Linked DNA regions of Homo sapiens: regions 2, 3 and 4 are each linked to region 1. A link is a contact called in ENCODE Hi-C or POLR2A ChIA-PET data. All regions are on one chromosome and are shown on one strand. The core of a region is the stretch at or near the end of the contact, and the rest is flanking DNA. Distances in the headings are between cores, read along the strand shown. Region 1 holds the start of ETHE1 (ETHE1 persulfide dioxygenase). Region 2 has its middle 6.9 kb from the start of CEACAM16. Region 3 has its middle 7.2 kb from the start of CBLC. Region 4 holds the start of TOMM40 (translocase of outer mitochondrial membrane 40).

Region 1 (2,700 bases), core at 1-2,500:
AAGGAAACTCCTTAAATGCTGTTGACTTAGGAGTTCCGCCAGTGCCCCACCTGCCCAGAGCCTCTTGCCCCAGTGCCCCACCTGGGTTTATGGTGCCCCCCTCCCAGAAATATGAGCTCAGGGGTCAGAAACCCAGGTCCTGAGGTCCCTCCTCCCCAAGGACTCAGGATCCCAGGCCCCCAGTCCCCTCTTCCCTTAAGTTTAAGAAGTCCAGGCCACCACCCTCTTGGGGACCCAGCACCCAACTCACGAAGCGCCCGAAGCGGATGGAGTCTCCATCCTCAATGTGTAAGTCAGCCTGGGCCCCACTAAGGCGGGAGATGACAGACTGGCAGCCAGGGAGGAGGGAACGGAGCAGCCCCGAGCCTGTAATGTGGTCCGCGTGGCAGTGGGTATTCACTGGGAGAGAGAGGAGGGACAGGTCCGGAGGGTACAGAAAGGACCTGGGAGTCCCAGCCCAGATCCTTCTCCCTCAGACTCAGGAGTTCTGGGCCCCAGCTTCCCATTCCACTGACGCTGCAGCCCAGCCCCGCTGGGATCCATGAGTTTGGTCCCCGGACTGACCAGCATAGAGCAGCCGCAGCCCCAGCTCCTTGATCAGCTGGGCATCCCGAGGCGCTGTTTCCAGGACTGGGTCGATCAGAACGGCCTCCCGGGACTCTCTGTCACCCAGCAGGTACGTGAAGGTGCAGCTCACAGGCTCGAACATCTGGGAACGGGGGACCCAGGTGAGGGCGCAGAACCGGACTTCCACCCACTGGAGGCCAAGTAGTCCAGACTGACCCTATCCTCTTCCTAAGATCCAGAAGCAGAAACCCCAGCCCACTCTTTCCCCGGGAGTCGGGAGTCCGGAGCCCCACTACCTTCCCCTATCAGAACAAAAGAGTTCCAACTTCCTAACATCCCAAAATCAGGGTCCCCAGCACGTTCTTTCATAGAGGACCCAGGGGTCTGGCCCCAAGCCCAGAGGCCCCCAGACCACTCACCTTTAAAGGACCCAAGAGTCCAGCCCTAAACCTCCACCCCGCTTTCCGCAAGATGCAGGCGTGGGTCCCCCCGGATCTCTCCCTATTAAGAGACCCCGGAGTTCCGTCCTTGCTGCCGCCTAGTGCCCAGCAGTCCCCTCCTAGGTCCAGCCACCCGCACCTGCCGCAGGAGGATGGGGGCTCCAGACCCGCCGCGCTGGCTCAGCTGCCGCCGGGCGACCCTCAGTACAGCCTCCGCCATCGCGCCCACTGCGGGGTCAGGAATGAGCGGAGGCCGAGCGCCTGCAGGAGCCGGGCGCTACGGCACTGACCCCGGGAAGGGCGGGGCGGGGGCGGAGCACGCCTTAAAGGGGCCACGGACGCCTGGGGCAGAGGGCGGGGGACCGCCGAGCGGGACTGGGGCGAGGGCGAGACCGAGGAAAGCCAGAGTGCAATGCCTGGACGCTTTGAGACCCAGAAAAAACAGAGAACAGGGAGACACTCAAAGTGCGAGGGACAGACGCTCAGAGACACACAGACATACTCATGTAGGAACAGAGATAGGGAGAGAAGTAGAAACCCAGGGAGAGGCCCCAGTACACTCATAGCCTCGGGGCCGTTTTTTTTCCTTTTTCTTTTGTTTTATTTTGAGACAGAGTCTCGCTCTGTCACGCAGGCTTGAGTGCAGTGACTCGATCTCAGCTTACTACAGCCTTAAACTCCCGGGTTCAAGCGATCCTCCAACCTCAGCCTCCCGAGTAGCTGGGACTATGGCACGTTGCCACCACACCCGACATTTTATATATATATATTTATATCTATATATATATTTATATACATATATATATATACACACACACACACACATACATGTATATAAAATTTGTTTTTTGCAGAGACGGAGTTCTCACTATGTTGCCCAGGCTGATCTCGAACTCCTGAGCTCAAGCGTTCCTCCCACCTTGTCCTCCCAAAGTGCTGGGATTACAGACGTGAGCCACCGCGTCCCGTGGGGCCGTTTTCTAGCAGGTGGTAGGATAGTCATGGTTAGAAAAAGATGTTCGGTTCCGGGAGGCAGAGGTTGCAGTGAGTAGAGATGACGCCACTGCACTCCAGCCTGGGCGACAGAGGGAGACTCTGTCTCAAAAAAAAAAGATATTCGTTCGGTTCCAGGTCATTAATATCTTGAGGGACTTTTGAGTGGGTGCCTGGTTACCAGAACAACACTTGATCCCATTAAAGTTCATCCAGAAATTGCATAAGCATTTTATCAGGAATGTTTCTCTCTTTCCAGGAAGAAATCTTAAAAAAAAAAAAAAAGATAATTTTGCATTATCTCTTGAATAATCAGATTGGGGATTATTCATCTTCTGTTGGGGTGTGAACCTCTGAAAAGAGCTTGTGTTCATTTACACCAAGGACCTGGGGCTGAAAAACTGTAGTCTCAAGTCATGAGCTGTCAGAAAGTCTGCTCTTTGTAATCGTAGCAGTAGTGAGAATAGGACATCCCACTCTCATCTGGAGGATCTATGTCACTTTGTGACATCAGAGCAGCCTTGATTTCCAGCCTAGGGGCAGAGCTTTTTTTTTTTTTTTTAATTGTTAGAATTTTTTTTGTAGAAACAGGGGTCTTGCTATGTTGCCTAGGCTGGTCTCCAGCTCCTGGCCTCAAATGGTCCTCCCACCTGGGCCTCCCAAAATGCTGGGATTACAGGTATGAACCACTGAGTTATCC
Region 2 (2,700 bases), core at 57-2,556, 1.2 Mb after region 1:
ACAAAAAATTAGCTGGGTGTGGTGGCAGGCGCCTGTAATCCTAGCTACTCAGGAGCCTGAGGCAGAAGAATCGCTTGAACCAGGGAGGCAGAGGTTGCAGTGAGCCGATATTGTGCCACTGCCCTCCAGCCTGTGGGACAGAGCAAGACTCCGTCTCAAAAAAAAAAAAAAAAGTAATGGCAAAAGCCACAATTACTTTTGCACCAACCTAGTACTGTGATTATCCCCATTTTACAGATGAGGAAACTGAGGTTAAGTAAGTGAAGCTGACCAGGCAAAGTGGCTTATGCTTTTAATCCCAGGACTTTAGGAGGCAAAGGCAGAAGGACCGCTTGAGCTCAGAAGTCCAAGATGAGCCTGGGTAACAGCGAGACCCAGTCTGCACACACAAAAAAATTTATTTATTTACTTTCATTTATTTATTTATTTATTTATTTTGAGATGGAGCCTCTCCCTGTCACCCAGGCTGGAGTGCGGTGGCACGATCTCGGCTCACTGCAACCTTTGCCTCCTGGGTTCAAGCGATTTCTGGCTTATTTTTGTATTTTTAGTAGAGACGGGGGTTTTACCACGTTGGCCACGCTGGTCTTGAACTCCTGACCTCAAGTGATCCACCCACCTCGGCCTCTCAAAGTGCTGGGATTACTGGCGTGAATTACCGCACTGGGCCAAAAATATTTAAAAATTAGCCAGGCGTGGTGGTGTGTGCCTGTGGTCCCAGCTACCTGGGAGACTGGGGTGGAAGGACTGCTTAACCCCAAGAGGTCAAGGCTGCGGTGAGCTGTGATTGTGCCACCACACTCCAGCCTGGGCGACAGAGCGAGACTCTGTCTCAAAAAAAAAAAAAAAAAGGTGAGGTCACCCAGGGTATCAGTGGACAAGCTGAGAACAAAACCAAAGTTTCTAACACCGAAAATTTGTCTTCTGCTCATCCCAGCCTGAAAGGAAGGTGAACCAAGATGCAATCCATGCCCATTCAAGTGGGGTCTGTGTGTCCAGGCAGAGGTGTCTGCCCTCTACAAAGGGCACAGGGGAGAGAGTGATGCTTAACCCAAAGGAGGTCTCGCTGATGGTGGAATTTCAGGCACCGTGTTTATGTTTGGCCTAATTAGCTTGAGACCAGTGTCCTTGACGGGAACTAAGACGCCCCCCACGCCCATCCCCGGCTCCCAGGCTCTCTCCACCCAAGTTCTGCCCACCAGGGCACACTGCTTCCCTCTGCCACCTCCTCTTCCCACGAGCCCTGGTACACCCTAGATTCTCAGGGCTGTGGCTCCTTGCTTTACAAATGAGTAAGTTGGTGGCAGGGAAGGAAGTGGGCTGGGCCATGACCAAGAGTCACTATGATTCACGGGGAAAACCCTGCCCTCCCGATTCAACTCTGTGTGCAAAAAGGTTTTGTGCGGGTTCCTAGGGTCTCAGGGTCAATGGATGTAGATAGACCACTAGAGGTATACACAGCCACTGTCCACCAACTCTCCCACCCCCCGGGTCTGCCTACAGCCCTGGATGGGGATCCTGTACCGGGGGGGCGGTTGGGGGGTTGGACAGGTGTGGGTTGAGGTGTTGTTTACATGTTGAACACACTGGGGTTCCAGGTAAGTTTCCGTCAGAAGAAAGCACTTCACTGCTGAGGCAGAAATTTCAAAATATTGAACCACTTTTCGATCCTGGCAGAAGGGAATTTTCCCAGGGTGATAAAAGTGTTCTAAAATTAGATTTGAGTGATGGCTGCCCAAAAGGAATTATGATATTATTCAAGAAATCATGGCTTTGCTGAACAACAGAAAACTCGAACACTGAGCATTTGAAGATATTAAGGAATTGTTGATTTTTATGTTCACTGTTTAGGTGAAATGATAGCATTGTGAGTGTGTTATTTTTAAATGAGTCCTTATCTTTTAAAGATACAGGCAGAAATAGCTATAAAATGATCTGATGGCTGGGATTTGCTTTCAAATAATACAGGAGAGGGCCGTGGGTGAGGAGAGGGAACCAGATTGCCTATGAGCTGAGTGATGGGTATGTGGTTGCGAGGGCAGACACCATTCTTCTCTCTGCTTTCGATGGGTGCGTAGAATTTCCCATAATAAAAAGTGGTTTTTAAATTGTTTTGACCATTGGCCTCGCGCGGTGGCTCACGCCTATAATCCCAGCACTTTGGGAGGCAGAGGCAGGCAGATCACTTGAGGGCAGGAGTTCGAGACCAGCCTGGGCAACCTGGTGAAACCCCATCTCTATTGAAAACACATAAAAATTACCCGAGTATAGTGGCATGCGCCTGTAATCCCAGCCACTCGAGAAGCTGAGGCAGGAGAATCGCTTGAACCCGGGAGGCAGAGGTTGCAGTGAGCTGAGGTCGTGCCACTGCACTCCAGCCTGGGCAACAGAGCGAGACTCCATCTCAAAAAAGAAAAAAAAAATTGTTTTAACCATTCTAAAGGAATGAGAAAAGAATTCTACAACTTTTGTTTTTTTGTTTTTTTTTTTGAGACAGAGTCTCACTCTGTCCCCCAGGCTGGAGTGCAGTAGCGTGATCACAACTTACTGCAGCTTCCATCTCCTGGGCTCAAGTGATCCTCCTGCCTCAGCCTCCAGAGTAGCTGGAATTACAGGCATGTGCCACCATACCTGGCTAATTTTTTTTTTTTTTTTTTTGAGATGAAGTTTCACTCTTGTTGCCCAGGCTGGAGTGCAATG
Region 3 (2,700 bases), core at 195-2,694, 1.2 Mb after region 1:
GTTTTTTGAGACGGAGTCTCGCTCTGTCGCCCAGGCTGGAGTGCAGTGGCGTGATCTCAGCTCACTGCAAGCTCCGCCTCCTGGGTTCATGCCATTCCCCTGCCTCAGCCTCCCAAGTAGCTGGGACTACAGGCGCCCGCCACCACGCCCGGATAATTTTTTATATTTTTAGTAGAGATGGGGTTTCACCGTGTTAGCCAGGATGGTCTCGATCTCCTGACTTCATGATCCGCCCGCCTCGGCCTCCCAAAGTGCTGGGATTATAGGCATGAGCCACCGCGCAGCCGAACACATCTGTTCTTTAAGTGTGTTTTCAGACCTTCACATAAGCCAGACTTTTACTTTATAGAAAGGGAAACTGTGGCCCAGGGATGGAAGAGACTGACTTGGTGAATCGATAGGTCTGGGATTCCATGATTCACCATAACCAACCGACCAAATCTGTCAGCATTCTTGGGACAACCAGCATCGTGTGCCTCCTGATATCATGTACAGAGAAGGACACAGCATCACTTCTGTAACACTCCTGCCACCAGAATCTAATCACAAGGAAACATCACACAAACCCAAATCAAGGAGACCTTCTCCAAAAGAACTAGCCTATAATCTTCAAAAATGTCAATTCCATGAAAAACAAAGAAAGGCCAAGGAACCGTACCAGACTGAAGGAAACCGAAGAGATGAAAACTTTTTGCTATGACAGATAGTTTGGGGACAGCTGGCAATTTGCATACAGGCTGCACTGTTGGATACTACTGTCACTGAGAAATGTACACTGCTCCTCTGTACTGTGGTGGTGTAAGAGAACGTCCTTACACTTGGAAATGCAACTGAAGCATTTAGAGGCAAAGGGACGTAATGTCTGAAACTATTCTTGCAACTTCTCTGTAACTTTAAAATAATTTCAAAAGAAAAACAAATGATTTCAAAGTAAAAGTCATGGTTTAAGAGTCTGTGATTTTGGCCAGGCGCGGTGGCTCTCGCCTGTAATCCCAGCACTTTGGGAGGCCGAGGCGGGCAGATCACTTGAAGTCAGGAGTTCGAGACCAGCCTGGCCAACATGGTGAAACTCCGTCTCTACTAAAAATACAAAAAATTAGCCAGGTGTGGTGAGATGCGCCTGTAATACCAGCTACTCGGGAGCGTGAGGCACGAGAATCGCTTGAACCCGGGAGGCGGAGGTTGCAGTGACTAGAGTTCGCGCTACTGCACTCCAGCCTGGGCGACAGAGCGAGACTCAGTCTCAAAAAAAAAAAAAAAGAAAAGAAAAGTCTATGGTTTAAGGTTCTGTGTTTCCGAGTATCTCTAAGTCTGTGCATGCATTTGTGGTCAGAGTCTGGGGAGCTGGGGGCGTGAATGGGCTGCTTCAGACACTGCTTTGAGGGTGTGACCAGGACCTGAGGGTGTGGTTAAGGTGTAGGGGTGGGGCTAGGCCCTTGGGGGTGGGACCACAGTCCCAGAGGCGTGGCCAGGGCCTCGAAGGTATGGCCATAGTTTGAGGCGTGGCCGAGAAACTCCGTTCCCAAGGGAGGTGGTAACTCTGTGCTCAGAGCGCCCTCTTGTGGCTATCCTCAGGTCTCCACTTTTTATTCAATAGCTTTATTTCGTTTTATTTTTTTCAACTTTCATTTTAGATTCAGGGAGTACATGTGCAGGCTTGTTACCTGGGTATATTGCATGATGCTGAGGTTTGGGGTACGACTGATCCCGTCACCCAGGTACTGAGCATAGTACCCAACAGTTTTTCAACCCTTGCCCCCTCCCTTCTTCCCTCCCCACTTTAGCAGTCCCCAGTTTCTATTGTTGCCATCTTTATGTCCCTGAGTACTCAACGTTTAGCTCCCACTTACAAGTAAGAATGAGCGGTATTTGGCTTTTTCATCCAGCCTAACTGTTTTATTGAGATATAATGTGTATACCATACAATTTACCTCTTTAAAGTGTACAATTCTGGCCGGGCGCAGTGGCTCATGCCTGTAATCCCACCACTTTGGGAGGCCGAGGTGGGAGAATTACTTGAACTCAGGAGTTCAAGACCAGCCTGGGCAACACAGAGAGACCTCGTCTCTATAAAAATAAAAATAAAATTTTAAAAAGTGTACAATTCAGTGACTTTAGTATATTCACAAAATAGTGCAATTATCACCAGACTTTTTTTTTTTTTTTTTTTTTTGAGATGGAGTCTAGCTCTGTCGCCCAGGCTGGAGTGCAATGGTTCAGTCTCAGCTCACTGCAACCTCTGCCTCCCAGGTTCATGCCATTCTCCTGTCTCAGCCTCCCGAGTAGCTAGGATTACAGGTGCATGCCGCCATGCCCGGCTAATTTTTTATACTTTAGTAGAGACAGGGTTTCACTGTGTTGCCCAGGCTAGTCTCGAACTCCTGAGCTCAAGCAATCCACCTGCCTCAGCATCCCAAAGTGCTGGGATTACAGGCGTGAGCCACCATGCCTGCCTCACCAGATTCTATTTTAAAACAGTTGTTCACCCCAAAAAGAAACCTCATACCCATTAGTAGTCACTCCCTATTTCCCCTCAACACCCTTCCAGCTCTAGACAACCCATAACATACTCTCCCTTTTTTGTATTTTTGGACATAACATAGTTGTACATATTGTGGGGGTACATGTGATGTTTTGATACATGTATACAATGTGCAATGATGAAATCAGGGTAACTGGGATATCCATCACCTCGTTTAT
Region 4 (2,700 bases), core at 108-2,607, 1.4 Mb after region 1:
CAGGAGTTAAGAGACCAGCCTGGGAAACACAGTGAGACCCCGCCTCTACGAAAGTTAGCCGGGCGTGGTGGCACGCACCTGTAGTTCAGCTACTCTGGAGGCTGAGGTAGGAGGATCGATTGAGGCCAGAAGTTCAAGGCTGCAGTAAGCTATGATGGCGCCACTGCACTCCAGCCTGAGTGACAGAGTCCAACCTTGTCTTTAAAAAAATAAAAATTAAAAAAGCAGTAACGAAAGTATAAGAGGCTCAAGTTTAATGAATAAACGGCAAGTAAAAGTAGACTAAAGGCAAAATCATGAATAATGTTGTAATAGGAGCCCAAGGCATGACGGATAATAAACCTGAATGAATGGGCCAGAGGCAGAGTGATGAATAATGGAAAAATAGGGACCGGGGGCAAGGGAGGTAACGGACAGGAGTTCATGGATCCAAAACATGATGGCTAATTAGAGAAGGGCCGGAAGAACGACGAAAGTGAGCAGGCAGGCTGGAGCTAAAAGTAGTCTGGGCAATGAAGCTCAAATGAATGGGGCAGAGGCATGATGGGTAATGGGAGAGGAATGAATGGGCCAAAGATAGAAGCCGCAGTGACGCGAGGAACAAGAGGCATGATGGGTAACGAAAGGGGTGGGTCTAAGGCAACTGTTTCGCTAAGAGGTGATGAGGGCATTGTGGGTAACGAGGAGCAGCGCAGGGTTCGCAGAACAGATTAGAATTCTCCCGAGGCACTCTGGGAAGGGCCAGCACTTCCGGTTTTAGGTCGGCTACTCCGAACCAGAGGTGGGGTGGGGGCCCGGCTGCCGCGGTGCCTGGTGGGACGCGAGGCCTGACCTTGCTGCCTAGCCGCCTCTGCCGCGCAACCCACCTTTACCTGTCCTTCGACCCTGGAACGTTAGCCAATGAGAGTACCAAGCTGATACGCCACCAAGGTCGACCCCGTACACGCTGGAGCCAATCAAAATGCTGCAAGGGTCAAAGCCGACCAATTATCACAGCAACCTCGCCGCGGGGCGGAATCAAAAGAGGGCCTCCTCCAGGAGAGAGGCGGGGCGATGCCTCAGCGGGCGTGGCAAAATGCTCAGCACAGACCAATGGCGGGTTAGCACCGGAACCCGCGGCGACGCGAGCCAATAGGCGCAGGCGCTGCGAGCCAATGGGAAGGGTGGGAGGGGCGCCGTGGCTACCCTGCGAGTGAGAACCAATACAAAAGGACATTTCAGGGAAAGTGGGCGGGACTTTATGCACAAGTCCAATGGGAAGACCGAGTCTTGACGCTGGTGGGCGGGCCTCAGGGCACACTAAACCAATGGGCTAGGTGGGGCGGGGCGACGGTGGTGGCGGCGGCGGCAGCGGGTTCGGTTGCGCGTGGCGCACGGGGTGGGAGCGGAGCCCAGGCCGGGAGCAGGCGCCGCCGCCAGTGAGAACCGGGGCCGGAGCCGGGTGCGGATTTGCTGGGGCTGAGTCGGGGGCGCGCGGGCCCTGACCTCTGCCCTCTGACCTCTCCCCTAGCAGGCGACCATGGGGAACGTGTTGGCTGCCAGCTCGCCGCCCGCAGGGCCGCCACCGCCGCCTGCGCCGGCCCTCGTGGGGCTGCCGCCACCTCCGCCCTCGCCGCCGGGCTTCACGCTGCCGCCGCTGGGAGGCAGCCTGGGCGCCGGCACCAGTACGAGTCGAAGTTCGGAACGGACCCCCGGGGCTGCAACCGCCAGCGCCTCAGGGGCCGCCGAGGATGGGGCCTGCGGCTGCCTGCCCAACCCGGGCACATTCGAGGAGTGCCACCGGAAGTGCAAGGGTGAGGGGCGAGGGGCCCCCGCTGGGCTGCGATGGCCTGGATCTCGGGGGAAGGGGGAGGACACTGGGGACTCTGGGATTTGGCGCGCACCATTGGAATTATTTAACAGCACTAGGAGGTGATGTTGGGATCGAATGGTGGAACGTTGGACTTGGGGCTTAGAATGATGGAATCAAATGCTGGAAACGGGATGGAATGTCATAGCAGTAGAGAAAAGCCTTTAGGGACCTGAGGAGCCCCGGGATCAGCCAAGCCAGACTTCTCTTGTGATCGGGAAGGCAACTGAGGCCCAAGGTCACGGTGTCAGCAAGGTGTCAGCGAGGTTCCTTGGGTATGGGACCCAAAGCCTCCGGATCCCAGCCTGGAGCAATTAGAGTAGTAGTAGTGGTGGAGATTTATGGAGTTCTGTTCTGGTGTTCATTATACGTTAACTCATTAGATCCTTGGGACAATTCTGTGTGGTGAGGGTCCCATCTTTCAGATGATGAGTTTGACCTAAAGTTGCTCAGCTTGGTGGCAGTGAGATTTGAGCAAGCAAAGGCCCTGGCCCTGTCTAACTAGGCTGTACTGCCTCTTTACAGGTGGAATCCTTTGTGAGATGTTCTGCTGTGGGTCTCTGGAGAGAGCTGGGGGTGGTAGGGAAGGAAGAGATGAGAGTTGGTGTGGGGTTGGAGTGGAGTGTGACAGCGTTTCTCTTCTCCAGAGCTGTTTCCCATTCAGATGGAGGGTGTCAAGCTCACAGTCAACAAAGGGTTGAGTAACCATTTTCAGGTGAGCCTTCCTGGTGTCCTTACCCACCAGAGATCGTCCCCGCCGTCCCCCTCCCTGCATCTGCACACTCGGCCCAATTACTCCTCCCTCAAGAGCTGGGCTCCCTGATACTTGAAAAGACTCGGAGATATAGTGC

What was found. Hi-C counts contacts between places; a loop is a spot of excess contacts on that map. ChIA-PET counts read pairs that join two places held with the same protein, here RNA polymerase II (POLR2A). Pooled maps may share reads with other maps.
Region 2: a pooled map shows a loop between it and region 1 (4-fold over the local background). The contact joins the enhancer-like site here to the promoter of ETHE1 in region 1. A Hi-C loop is called at or near these places in 2 of 50 pooled maps. POLR2A ChIA-PET finds 5 or more read pairs at or near these places in 3 of 52 experiments (AG04450, CD4-positive, alpha-beta T cell and activated B cell).
Region 3: a loop to region 1 is called in a pooled map, with 3 times the contacts of the local background. The contact joins the enhancer-like site here to the promoter of ETHE1 in region 1. A Hi-C loop is called at or near these places in 1 of 50 pooled maps. POLR2A ChIA-PET finds 5 or more read pairs at or near these places in 3 of 52 experiments (BJ, activated CD4-positive, alpha-beta T cell and endothelial cell of umbilical vein).
Region 4: a pooled map shows a loop between it and region 1 (6-fold over the local background). The contact joins the promoter of TOMM40 here to the promoter of ETHE1 in region 1. A Hi-C loop is called at or near these places in 3 of 37 single-sample maps with no recorded cell type and 7 of 50 pooled maps. POLR2A ChIA-PET finds 5 or more read pairs at or near these places in 1 of 52 experiments (OCI-LY7).

Annotation. Positions count from the first base shown.
Region 1 is chr19:43,525,951-43,528,650 of GRCh38, forward strand. ETHE1 (ETHE1 persulfide dioxygenase) reads right to left here and starts at 1,251. Exons shown (of 7, transcript NM_014297.5): 1 at 1,147-1,251; 2 at 565-709; 3 at 251-399. The coding sequence starts at 1,227. RefSeq lists enhancers at 1-402, 403-907, 423-602 and a silencer at 1,213-1,402.
Region 2 is chr19:44,690,950-44,693,649 of GRCh38, forward strand. No RefSeq gene overlaps it. Among named protein-coding and RNA genes, the nearest start is that of CEACAM16, 6.9 kb to the right of the region's middle. RefSeq lists an enhancer at 1,485-1,554. Within about 2 kb of position 1,307, at least 23 of the 41 ENCODE cell types and tissues checked have a DNase peak (open chromatin) inside an H3K27ac peak, as active enhancers do; they include CD4-positive, alpha-beta T cell, where a contact is called at or near this core.
Region 3 is chr19:44,769,292-44,771,991 of GRCh38, forward strand. No RefSeq gene overlaps it. Among named protein-coding and RNA genes, the nearest start is that of CBLC, 7.2 kb to the right of the region's middle. Within about 2 kb of position 1,445, at least 4 of the 41 ENCODE cell types and tissues checked have a DNase peak (open chromatin) inside an H3K27ac peak, as active enhancers do.
Region 4 is chr19:44,889,897-44,892,596 of GRCh38, forward strand. TOMM40 (translocase of outer mitochondrial membrane 40) reads left to right here and starts at 1,358. Exons shown (of 9, transcript NM_001128917.2): 1 at 1,358-1,793; 2 at 2,497-2,564. The coding sequence starts at 1,520. RefSeq lists enhancers at 1-415, 585-744 and a silencer at 1,055-1,694.